2 separate regions of the Homo sapiens genome follow, and region 2 is linked to region 1. A link is a loop called in an ENCODE intact Hi-C map of the cell type or tissue named here. Cell type or tissue: breast epithelium. All regions are shown on one strand. Each heading gives the region's core, and the rest is flanking DNA. Links, peaks and the distances in the headings are about the cores only. Region 1 holds the start of CYP4F2 (cytochrome P450 family 4 subfamily F member 2). Region 2 has its middle 25 kb from the start of OR10H4.

Region 1 (5,376 bases), core at 78-5,077:
AGGCGCCACATCCAGCATTGGGGATTACAATTCAACATGAGATTTGGGAAGGGACACAGACAGACCCAAACCATATCAACCCCTAATGCCAGCAGAACCACTGAGTAGCTTTAGGATCTTCAGAAAGGATTTTAAAGCTCGAATAGTCCCAGCACTGTAATAATTACAAGAGAAAATGTAACTACAATGTAGCATCTACACAATAATTGTGATTCTCTTCTCCGTTCTTGTTCAATCCAATGTTTAATATAAAAATTCAAGTGAAGGTAAATAAAAGCATTGGGGAATGACCTTGCCATGTGGTATTAAGAAGAAGATTCTCAAGCACAACTGCCTAAGTTGCAATTACCACAGCTACATCTAGAAGGAAGATGTGAGAGTTTTCATTCCACATTAACTAGAAACCTAGCATGAGGCAGATGGCTGGAAGCAGTCGAGGGAGTGTCCAAGACCTTACACAGAAAATCATGTTCAGAGAGGAAGCTTGTTGCTCATTCCTTTTTTGTGCCCAGCTGCCTGGGTTCCCTTCTCCACCATTTTATTTGGTAGTAAGCTATCTAGAGAACTTGCTCCCTACGCTGAGCCAATAAGCGAAATGTGTGAGCTTTGAAGGATACAGTTTCATTTCGAGGAATGGAGAATATCTGTGCAAAGTTGGGGCAGTTCAGAGCAGAGTGAGCTGCAGACTGTTCTGCAGGTATGGGGCTGGAAGTCTTCACACGACCTCATAGTCCTGGCACCCAAACTTACTCAGACAATGGTGTGTCCGGAATTGGTGGGTTCTTGGTCTCACTGACTTCAAGAATGAAGCCGCGGACCCTCGCGGTGAGTGTTACAGCTCTTAAGGTGGCGCGTCTGGAGTTTGTTCTTTCTGATGTTCAGATGTGTTCGGAGTTTCTTCCTTCTGGTGGGTTCGTGGTCTCGCTGGCTCAGGAGTGAAGCTGCAGACTTTCGCGGTGAGTGTTACAGCTCATAAAAGCAGTGTGAACCTAAAGAGTGAGCAGCAGCAAGATTTATTGCAAAGAGTGAAAGAACAAAGCTTCCACAATGTGGAAGGGGGCCTGAGCGGGTTGCCACTGCTGGCTCGGGCAGCCTGCTTTTATTCTCTTATCTGGCCCTACCTATGTCCTGCTGATTGGTAGAGCCAAGTGGTCTGTTTTGACAGGGCGCTGATTGGTGCGTTCACAATCCTTGAGCTAGACACAAAGGTTCTCCACGTCCCCACCAGACTCAGAAGCCCAGCTGGCTTCACCCAGTGGATCCCGCACCGGGGCTGCAGGTGGAGCTGCCTGCCAGTCCCGCGCCGTGCGCTCGCACTCCTCAGCCCTTGGGTGGTCGATGGGACTGGGCGCCCTGGAGCAGGGGGCGGCGCTCATCGGGGAGGCTCGGGCTGCACAGGAACCTACGGAGGCCGGGGGCTCAGGCATGGCGGGCTGCAGGTCCTGGGCCCTGCCCCGCGGGAAGGCAGCTAAGGCCCGGCGAGAAATCGAGCGCAGCGCCGGTGGGCTGGCACTGCTGGGGGACCGAGTACACCTTCCCGAGCAGCCGCTGGCCCGGGTGCTAAGCCCCTCATTGCCCGGGGCTGGCAGGGCCGGCCGGCTGCTCCGAGTGCGGGGCCTGCCAAGCCTACGCCCACCTGGAACTCTAGCTGGCCCGCAAGTGCCGCGCGCAGCCCCGGTTCGTACTCGCGCCTCTCCCTCCATACCTCCCTGCAAGCTGAGGGAGCCGGCTCTGGCCTTGGCCAGCCTAGAAAGGGGCTCCTACACCTATAAGTGAGAATATGCGGTGTTTGGTTTTTTGTTCTTGCGATAGTTTACTGAGAATGATGATTTCCAATTTCATCCATGTCCCTACACAATGAGAACATATGGACACAGGAAGGGGAACATCACACTCTGGGGACTGTTGTGGGGTGGGGGGAGGGGGGAGGGATAGCATTGGGAGATATACCTAATGCTAGATGACGAGTTAGTGGGTGCAGCGCACCAGCATGGCACATGTATACATATGTAACTAACCTGCACATTGTGCGCATGTACCCTAAAACTTAAAGTATAATAATAATAATAAAAAAATCCAAAAAAAAAGAAAAGAAGAGAAAAGAAAGGGGCTCCCACAGTGCAGCGGTGGGCTGAAGGGCTCCTCAAGTGCCGCCAAAGTGGGAGCCCAGGCAGAGGAGGCGCCGAGAGCGAGTGAGGGCTGTGAGGACTGCCAGCATGCTGTCACCTCTCAGTGGGAGCAGGTGTGACAAGAGTTGGGCAAATCAGACCTTTAATCCACCCTGATAGGCTGGAGTGTGGGCTTATGGCATTTCTCCTTTGACCCAATTAACCTCCACTCCCAATGTATCTCTGTGCAGAAGGCTCAGCTAGGTGTATCAGCCATTGTAAATCCTCAACATAAATTATAATTTAACCTAGAATACAGAGACTAGGTAGCAGGAGGAGAGGAAATGTAGAGATACTAATCTCTTCTCCCTTATCAGAAAGAAACCTAGCATAAGAAATTTCACGCTTAATGGGCCAAAGAGTAAATCAGAAAACTCCATGGGTGATGGTATGCTCATGGTGGTGGTGGTGGTGATGGGGAATTATTTGCCCTCCTGTGACCTCCCTTGGATTAATTTCTCCCCAGGACAATGGGAAAAATCATTTAATCCTTGGAGTTTTTTTTTTTTTTTTTTTTTTTTTTTTTTTTTTTTTTGCTTGAGAGTGACTCTGATCCTGTTTCTGATGGTCATGTTCCTCAGCATCATACTGAGTAAGTCACTGGCCTTGTAGCATCTGGAGTGATTGGAGTGATCCAAGATCCCTAGTTCCCATGTCACAAATGAGGATCCCACATATCTGGGACAGAGATGGAACATTATTTCTGGGTGTGTCTATCTAATCTATTCATCCTATCTATCTAATTTCTCATCTATATATATATTTGCCTACCCATCCATCCATCAATCCATCTTAGCTGTACGTTTATCCATTCCATCTATTTATCCTATTATCTATGTATCTATCTATCATCTATTAATAGCTATCTATCCATCTGTCTAATATATCCATTATCTATATCTACTTTATCTATCTACCTAATGTATCCATCCTATCTACTCTATCTATCTGTGCATCTACCCATCCATCTGGACCCTGAGCTGATTCCTCTGCACCCAGCTGGCCTGACGCCAGGTGTTGATTGGCTGCCCAGGCTCAGGAGACACATCCAGGCTGCAGGGATTGGTTGGCCCAGCCCAACCCAGCCAGCCCTCCCACAGCCTTTGCTATATCAAGGGCCAGGGTCAAAGGCCTCCCAGCAGACAGAGAGAGGAGGTTGTCTGGGACAGACTGCTCCTGACAGAAGGTGCCAGGCTGGGGGTGGCAGGCCTGGGGGGGGTCCTGGCCTGGGATGGAGAGGGGCACTGCCCAAGGCCCACGCAGCTCCTGGGTGCTGGCCTGGAGGATGGGTGGTTTCCGAGTAACTGAAACCAAGCCCCTGGCAACCTCACAGTGATTCAGGCTGGGCCTTTCTGGACTTTAATCAGTCTCTCTCTCTCTTTCCCATTCTAAGTGCTTACTAGGGAACTGGAGGCCACTTGGCTGCTGGTTTTGGTTGGGCCTTTCTGGACTTTACCTCTCAGCCCCTTTTTACCCATCCCTGAGCCCTCCCTGCTCTACCTCCGGCACTGCCCGTCCCTGCCTCTCCACTGTCCCTGGAGGTCCCTGGGCCGTTCTCTGGGCCTCAGGATCTCACCGTCCATCCCGTCTGCCCTGCAGGATGTCCCAGCTGAGCCTGTCCTGGCTGGGCCTCTGGCCAGTGGCAGCATCCCCTTGGCTGCTCCTCCTGCTGGTCGGGGCCTCCTGGCTCCTGGCCCATGTCCTGGCCTGGACCTACGCCTTCTATGACAACTGCCGCCGCCTTCGGTGTTTCCCACAACCCCCAAGACGGAACTGGTTTTGGGGACACCAGGGCATGGTGAGTGTGGCAGCAGGATGGGTCTAGGTCTCAGGATGGATGGACTTCCTGAGGGGTACGAGGCTTAGGGAGTGGGGGTGAAGGGGTGGGCTGGGATCTGGGGTGGCAGAGAAGCAGAGGAGGCATCTTACTCATTCCTCTGCTTATTCATTTCTGTGAGGTGCCTACGCAAGCCCTTCTCACTTCCTTGTCCTCCCACTCCAGGCCTGCATTGAATCCTTTTCCTGCCTGTCTTCCCACATTAATGCACCTCTGCGGGGCTCCTGGGCAGAGGGTTGGCTGCACAGAGAGGCGAGTCCCTGGCATTCCCACATTCTCCATTGCTGGACTCGAGGCTTCTTATGCCCACTGTCCAGGGTCCTCTCCTTGCCTGGACTATTTCCTGTTATGAGGGTACAGCTGGGCCAGAGGAGAGGCATGGGCCGTCTCCCACTTCCACTACACCCGAAGGCACCTTTCTCTTATATTCTTCTTCTTATCTCCCTCTTATCAATGAGACCTGTTGCCAAACCCAGATAAAAGTTGGCCACTCACTTCACCTTTCAGAAGCTTTCCTTGGCCTTTCTCCTCCCCGTGACCTTGCCCTCTGACTTAGACCGCTCTCCTCTTTGGGGAATGTGGTCTTAGTCTGCTCATTTGCAAATGGCAGGATTGATGGATGTGTCCACAGATAAAGTGGAAGGGTGCACAGGACACACTAGCACAGAGCCTGCTGCAGAAGCTGCTCCCAGGTGGGAGCCATTGTCCTGATGGACAGTTAGAGTCACCTCTGCTCCACTAGTGGCTGCTGAAAAGGGAAGGTCTCCCATGTGCAGAACCTTCTCCATGGGAGGAACTGGAGCCTCTGTGGATCAGCCAGGACATGAAGGCATGTGGGGACCAGCCTTAGGGACATGTCCTGAGGCGATACTGCTCCCCACAAATCTCCCCTGTGAGGACCTCCCCATATAGCTGCCTCTGGGCTGAAATGACTCCCAGAAAAAGAAAATCCTTCCTCTCAAGATAACTGGGCCTCTGTGAGTGGACAGTGCGTCTTCTCCCTCTGCCCTGGGATGCACCCTTGGGACTTGGAGATGGACCCAAGAGAGATAGAGCAGGAGGAATGTGGATAGATAGATAGATAGAGCAGGAGGAATGTAGATAGATAGATAGATAGATAGATAGATAGATAGATAGATAGCTAATAGGATAGATAGATAGATGCACAGATAGGATGGATAGATGGATGGATGGATGGATGGACAGGCACGTAGGTAGATAGATAATAGAATAGATGGATGCATGGACACATGGATGCACAGATAGCATGGATGGATGGATGGATGGATGGATGGATGGATGGATAGATAGATAGACAAATAATAGGACATATGGATGCATGGACACACGGATGCACAGATAGGATGGATG
Region 2 (5,376 bases), core at 189-5,188, 75 kb before region 1:
GCCTGTTGATAGGGTCTGACCCACCCATCTACCAAAAGGCCTGATGTGGAAGTAAATCTAAAACCAAAGAGAACAAAAGCAATAATAATCAACATGGTCCCTCACTCATCAGCAGGGCAATCCATGTTTACCCAGCATTTACCTAAGGGCGTTAAAGTGTTACCAGATGGTATCACGCTGTTCCAGGCTCTTCATGCCCTGAACAAAGAATTGTGTGAGATGCACACAGATAGCAAAGCAGCAAAAGTTTATTAAGCACAGTATTACACTCTTGGAAAAGGGAGAGTGGACTGACCTTTGAGAAATGAGATCAGCACCAGTTAGGTGTATTTGGGTTTCTTTGATATGTTTTTTTCTCTTCTTTTCCCAAGGCTGCCTAATCTTTAGCCAGTGTCTGCCTTTTGATTGATAGGTGGGTTACTTAGTTACTTTGACCCTTGTGCACTTGCATGTTGCCTCCATCCCATACTTTTAAGTACATGCACGATATGCAGTCCATATGCATGAACCTTAAGTAGCTGATGATCATGTGCGGTCATTTTAAGGATACCTTTTCCTCAAATGCACATGCCCATCTCTGAGGAGCTGCCCCTGACAGGTTTGGTCCAGATCTTGCTGGCCATGGGGTCTCTTTACTCACTTATTTTATCTCACCTTTGTTTTGGCTGCTCAACTTCTGCTTATTATCTTGCTTCTTGCTCACCCACCTCTTTATCCTGCTTCTACTCCTACTCATTCCATCCTTTATCCAGCCTCCAATTCTCCAATTCCCTCTGCTATTGTCTTGCCTCAAAAGAGGAAGAACCAGATGAAACAGAACTAATCTCCAAGCAACAGACCCAACAGAAGGAAGAAAAGACAGCCCAATAATTTGCTCATTTCCATTTGTCATGGGCTCAGCTAAGAAGGAGAGAGAGCTGAGCTGCCCAGTGTTGAAGGACCCAGTGAAGATAGCAAGCCCACTGCATTAGTCAGGTCTCACACTGCTAATGAAGACATAACTGAGACTGGGTAATTTATGAGGGAAAGAGGTTTGATTGACTCACAGTTCAGCGTGGCTTGGGAAGCCTTAGGAATCTTAACAGTTGTGGTGGAAGGGGAAGCAGACACGTCTTTCTTCACGTGGTGGCAGCAAGAAGTGCTGAGCAAAAGTGGGAAAAGCCCCTTATAAAACCATCAGATCTCATGAGAACTTACTCACTATCATGAGAACAGCAGCATGGGAGTGACCACACCCATGATTCGATTACCTCCCACTGGATCCCTCCCATGACGTGAGAATTTTAGGAACTACAAGTCTAGATGAGATTTGGGTGGGGACACATCCAAACCATATCACCCACACTAAAGCAACAGTCAAGACTTTCATCACTTGCTGTGATAGCACAGGAATGAGGCTCCATCAGAGAAAGCACCAGCTTCTACCATTCCATTTTTTCCCACTCGCATCACCAAATGGTGATTTGAGGGTAAGGTAGATTGCACAGACGTGGGGGTCATCTCACTGCTGCACAATCCTACAACAAAAGGCTTCTGCAGTTTTATGGAATGGAGGCTAAGGGGAGGAAGAGGAGGAAGGGCTAGGTGTGGAAAAGTACTGGGTACTGAGTCATAGTGGGTGAAAGTGTGTCTTCATGTTTCCCCTGTTTTTCTATGACAAGGATGTCTTGGCAGAGGTGCCCAAGGAAGCCCTCCGCTGAAGGTAACTAATAAAGGTAACTTTGAAAGGAGATACGTGTAAGACCATGGCTGGTCAAGGGGACTCGAGTCCTTGACTGCAACTCTCCTAGGAGACTGTGACGCATTGATTATGCACTGGGTCTGGTGTGGGGAGGACAATTTCCCCCATGAGCCCTGCCAGTTAAAGCCTCTGTAATTCTATAATTGCCTACGGTCAGGCTTGAAAGATCACATGGAGGGGATTTTGTTGTTGTTGTCTGAGACAGAGTCTGGCTCTGTCATCCAGGCTGGAGTGCAGTGGCGTGATCTTGGCTCACTGCAACCTCCACCTCCTGGGTTCAAGTGATTCTCCTGCCTCAGCCTCCTGAGTAGCTGGGATTACAGGCACTTGCCACCACACCCGGCTAATTTTTGTATTTTTAGTAGAGATGGAGTTTCACCATGTTGGCCAGGCTGGTCTCAAACTCCTGACCTCAAGTGATCCACCCACCTTGGCCACCTAAAGTGCCAGGGTTACAGGTGTGAGCCACTGTGCCTGCCCTCACGTAGGTTTTTAACCAGGAGCTTGACTCCTCACTATTCTCTCCAGAGACTTCTTCACATGACAGTGCACCCAGAGAAGAAAATGGTGCTATTAAAACGAGGGATCATGAAACAGTTCTCATAAATTTCAAGCACAAACACAAAATTAAATGGGAAGATACCTGAACGAACCTATAAATTCATTGCAGTAGCACTATTCACAATAGCAAAGACATGGAATCAACCCAAATGCCCATCAGTGATAGACTGGATAAGGAAAATATGGCACATATACACCGTGGAATACTAGGCAGCCATAAAAGGAGCAAGATTATGTCCTTTGCAGGGACATGAATGGAGCTGGAAGCCATCATCCTCAGTAAACTAACACAGGAACAGAAAACCAAACATGGCATGTTTTCCCTTAGAAGTGGGAGCTGAACAATGAGAACACATGGACACAGCGAGGGGAACAACACACAATGGAGTCTGTTGGGAGGGTCAGGGGGAGGGAGAGCATCAGGATAAATAGCTAATGCATGCGGGGCTTAATACCTAGGTGATGGGTTGGTGGGTGCAGCAAACCACCATGACACACATTTACCTGTGTAACAAACCTGCACATCCTGCACATGTATCCTGGAACTTAAAATAAAATAAAATTTAATTAAATAAATCATTGCAGTCCAAATGAAATCCCAGCAGGATATTTGTGGAACTCAACAAGAAGATTCTAAAGTGTATCTGGAAGAGATACATTTATGAACTGGCAATTAAATTTAGTGGGTCTTAGGAGACTAAGTTTTGCAGGTGGAAGGGAAATTCAGTTTTCACAGATCACTTTGTAGCATCTGACTTATTTTTTGTGTGTTTCCACTGCATGTATTAAAACTTCTTTAAAATAGACATTTTTTAGAGATAGAGTCTCGCTCTGTTACCCAGGCTGGAGTGTGGTGGTGTGATCATGGTTCACTGCAGCCTCGAACTCCGGGGCTCAAGAGATCGTCTCGCCTCAGACTCCCCAGTAACTGGGACCACAGGTGCGCCACCATGCTTGGATAATGTTTTTAATTTTCTTTAGAGACAGGGTTTTGCTATGTTGCCCAGGCTGGTCTTGAGTTCCTGGGCTCAAGCGATGCTCCCACCTAAGCCTCCCAAAGTGTTGGGATTGCAGGCGTGAACCACTGTGCCTGGACAATAGACTTTATTTTTTAGAGCCGTTTTAGTGTCACAGCAAAATTGATCAGGGAACACAGAGTTCCTGTACACCCTTACTCCGCCCTCCTAACACACAAGCCTCTTGAGTATCAACATCCCTTACCAGAGTGGCACATTTGTTAAAATGAATGAACCCGCATTGACACATTATTATCGCTCACGGTACATAGTTCATATTAGAGTCCATTCTTGGTGTTGTACATTCTATGGCTTTGGACAAATGTATAATGACATGTGTCTACTATTATAGTATCATACAAAATAGCTTCACTGCCATAAATCTTCTATAATCTCCACCTACTCATCCTTCCCTTCCCTCTATCTCCTGGAAACCACTGATATTTTTTACTGTCTCCATAGGCCTTGCCTTGCCTTGCCTTGCCCTGCCCTGCCCTGCCCTTCCTTTCTCTTTCTTTCTTTTCTTTCTTTCTTTCTTTCTTTCTCTTTCTTTCTTTTTCTTTCTTTCTCTCTTTCTCTTTCTTTCTTTCTCTCTCTCTTTCTTTCTTTCTTTCTCTCTCTTTCTTTCTTTCTTTTCTTCTTTCTTTCTTTCTTCTCTCTTTCTTTCTCTCTTTCTTTCTCTCTCTCTTTCTTCCTTTCTTTCTTTCTTTTTTCTTTCTTTCTTCTTCCTTTCTCTCTCTCTTTCTCTCTTTCTCTCTCTCTCTCTCTTTCTCTCTCTTTCTTTCTTTCTTTATTTCTCTCTCTCTCTCTTTTTCTTTCTTTCTTTCCTTCTTTCTTTGGTCTCCCTCTGTCATCCAGGCTGGAGTGCAGTGGCACAATCATGGCTCACTGTAACCTCTGCCTCCTGGACTCAGGCAGTCCTTCCACCTCAGCCTCCTGAGTAGCTGGGACTACAGGCATGTACCGCATTGCCTGGCTAATTTTTGTATATATATATATTTTTTTTTGTAGAGACAGTTCTCACCATGTTGCCCAGGCTGGTCCCTTTCAAGAATATTGTATAGTTGGAATAATACAATATGTAGCATTTTCAGATTGGCTTCTTTCACTTTGTAATATGCATTTAAGCTCCTTCATGTCTTTTCATGACTTCGTGGTTGATTTCTATTCATGCTGAATATATTCCATTGTTTGCACATATCACAGTTTAATTACCCATTCAGCTACTGAAGGACGTCTTGATTGCCTCCAAGTTTGGTCAATTATAAATAAAGCTGCTGTGAACATCAGTATGCTGCTATAAACAGTGTGTGGGCATATGTTTTCAACTCCTTTGGGTAAACAGTAAGGGGCACATATCCTGAATTGTATGGCAAGAGTATGTTTAGTTGTGTAAGAAACTGCCAAACTGTCTTTCAAAGTGACTGTGCCATTTTGCATTCTCGGCGGCAATGATGAAAGTTGCTGCTGTTCCACCTTCTCACCAGCATTTGGTGCTGTAAGTTTTCTGAATTTTGACCACTTTAATATGCGTGTGCTGATACTTCATTGTTGTTTTAATTTGCATTTCCCTGATGATATAGGATGTGGAGCATCTTCTCCTAAGCTCACCTGCCATCCACATACCTTCTTTGAGGAGGTGTCTGGTCAGACCTCTTGCCTATTTTTGAATTGGGTTGCCCATTTTCTTATTGTTGAGCTTTAAGTGTTCTTTGTATGTTTTGGATAACAGTACTTTATCAGACATGTCTTTTGCAAATATTTTTTTCACTGTCTGTGGCTTCTCTTTTTATCCTCTTACCAGTGTCTTTTGCAGAGCAGAATTTTTGTTTTGTTTTGTTTTAGTTGTTTTTCTTGTGGCAGAGTCTCACTCTGTTGCCCAGGCTGGAGTGCAGCTATGCGATCTCTGCTCACTGCAACCTCCACCTCCCGGGTTCAAGTGATTCTCCTGCCTCAGCCTCCCAAGTAGCTGGGATTACAGGTGTGTGCCACCATACCTGGCTAATTTTTTTGTATCTTTGGTAGAGATGGGGTTTCACCATGTTGGGCAGGCTAGTC

What was found. Hi-C counts contacts between places; a loop is a spot of excess contacts. Peaks named below come from ENCODE experiments on the same cell type or tissue, not always from the same donor. Only the 100,000 strongest peaks of a DNase experiment are listed, where the experiment ranks them.
Region 2: it touches region 1 in a loop (35-fold over the local background); 1 of 110 quality-filtered maps calls a loop at or near these places.

Annotation. Positions count from the first base shown.
Region 1 is chr19:15,896,004-15,901,379 of GRCh38, reverse strand. CYP4F2 (cytochrome P450 family 4 subfamily F member 2) reads left to right here and starts at 3,306. Exons shown (of 13, transcript NM_001082.5): 1 at 3,306-3,354; 2 at 3,768-3,966. The coding sequence starts at 3,769. In breast epithelium, for the core only: no CTCF peak of the experiment used is centred there; no DNase peak of the experiment used is centred there; H3K4me3 peaks cover 914 bases; H3K27me3 peaks cover 860 bases.
Region 2 is chr19:15,970,834-15,976,209 of GRCh38, reverse strand. No RefSeq gene overlaps it. Among named protein-coding and RNA genes, the nearest start is that of OR10H4, 25 kb to the right of the region's middle. In breast epithelium, for the core only: no CTCF peak of the experiment used is centred there; no DNase peak of the experiment used is centred there.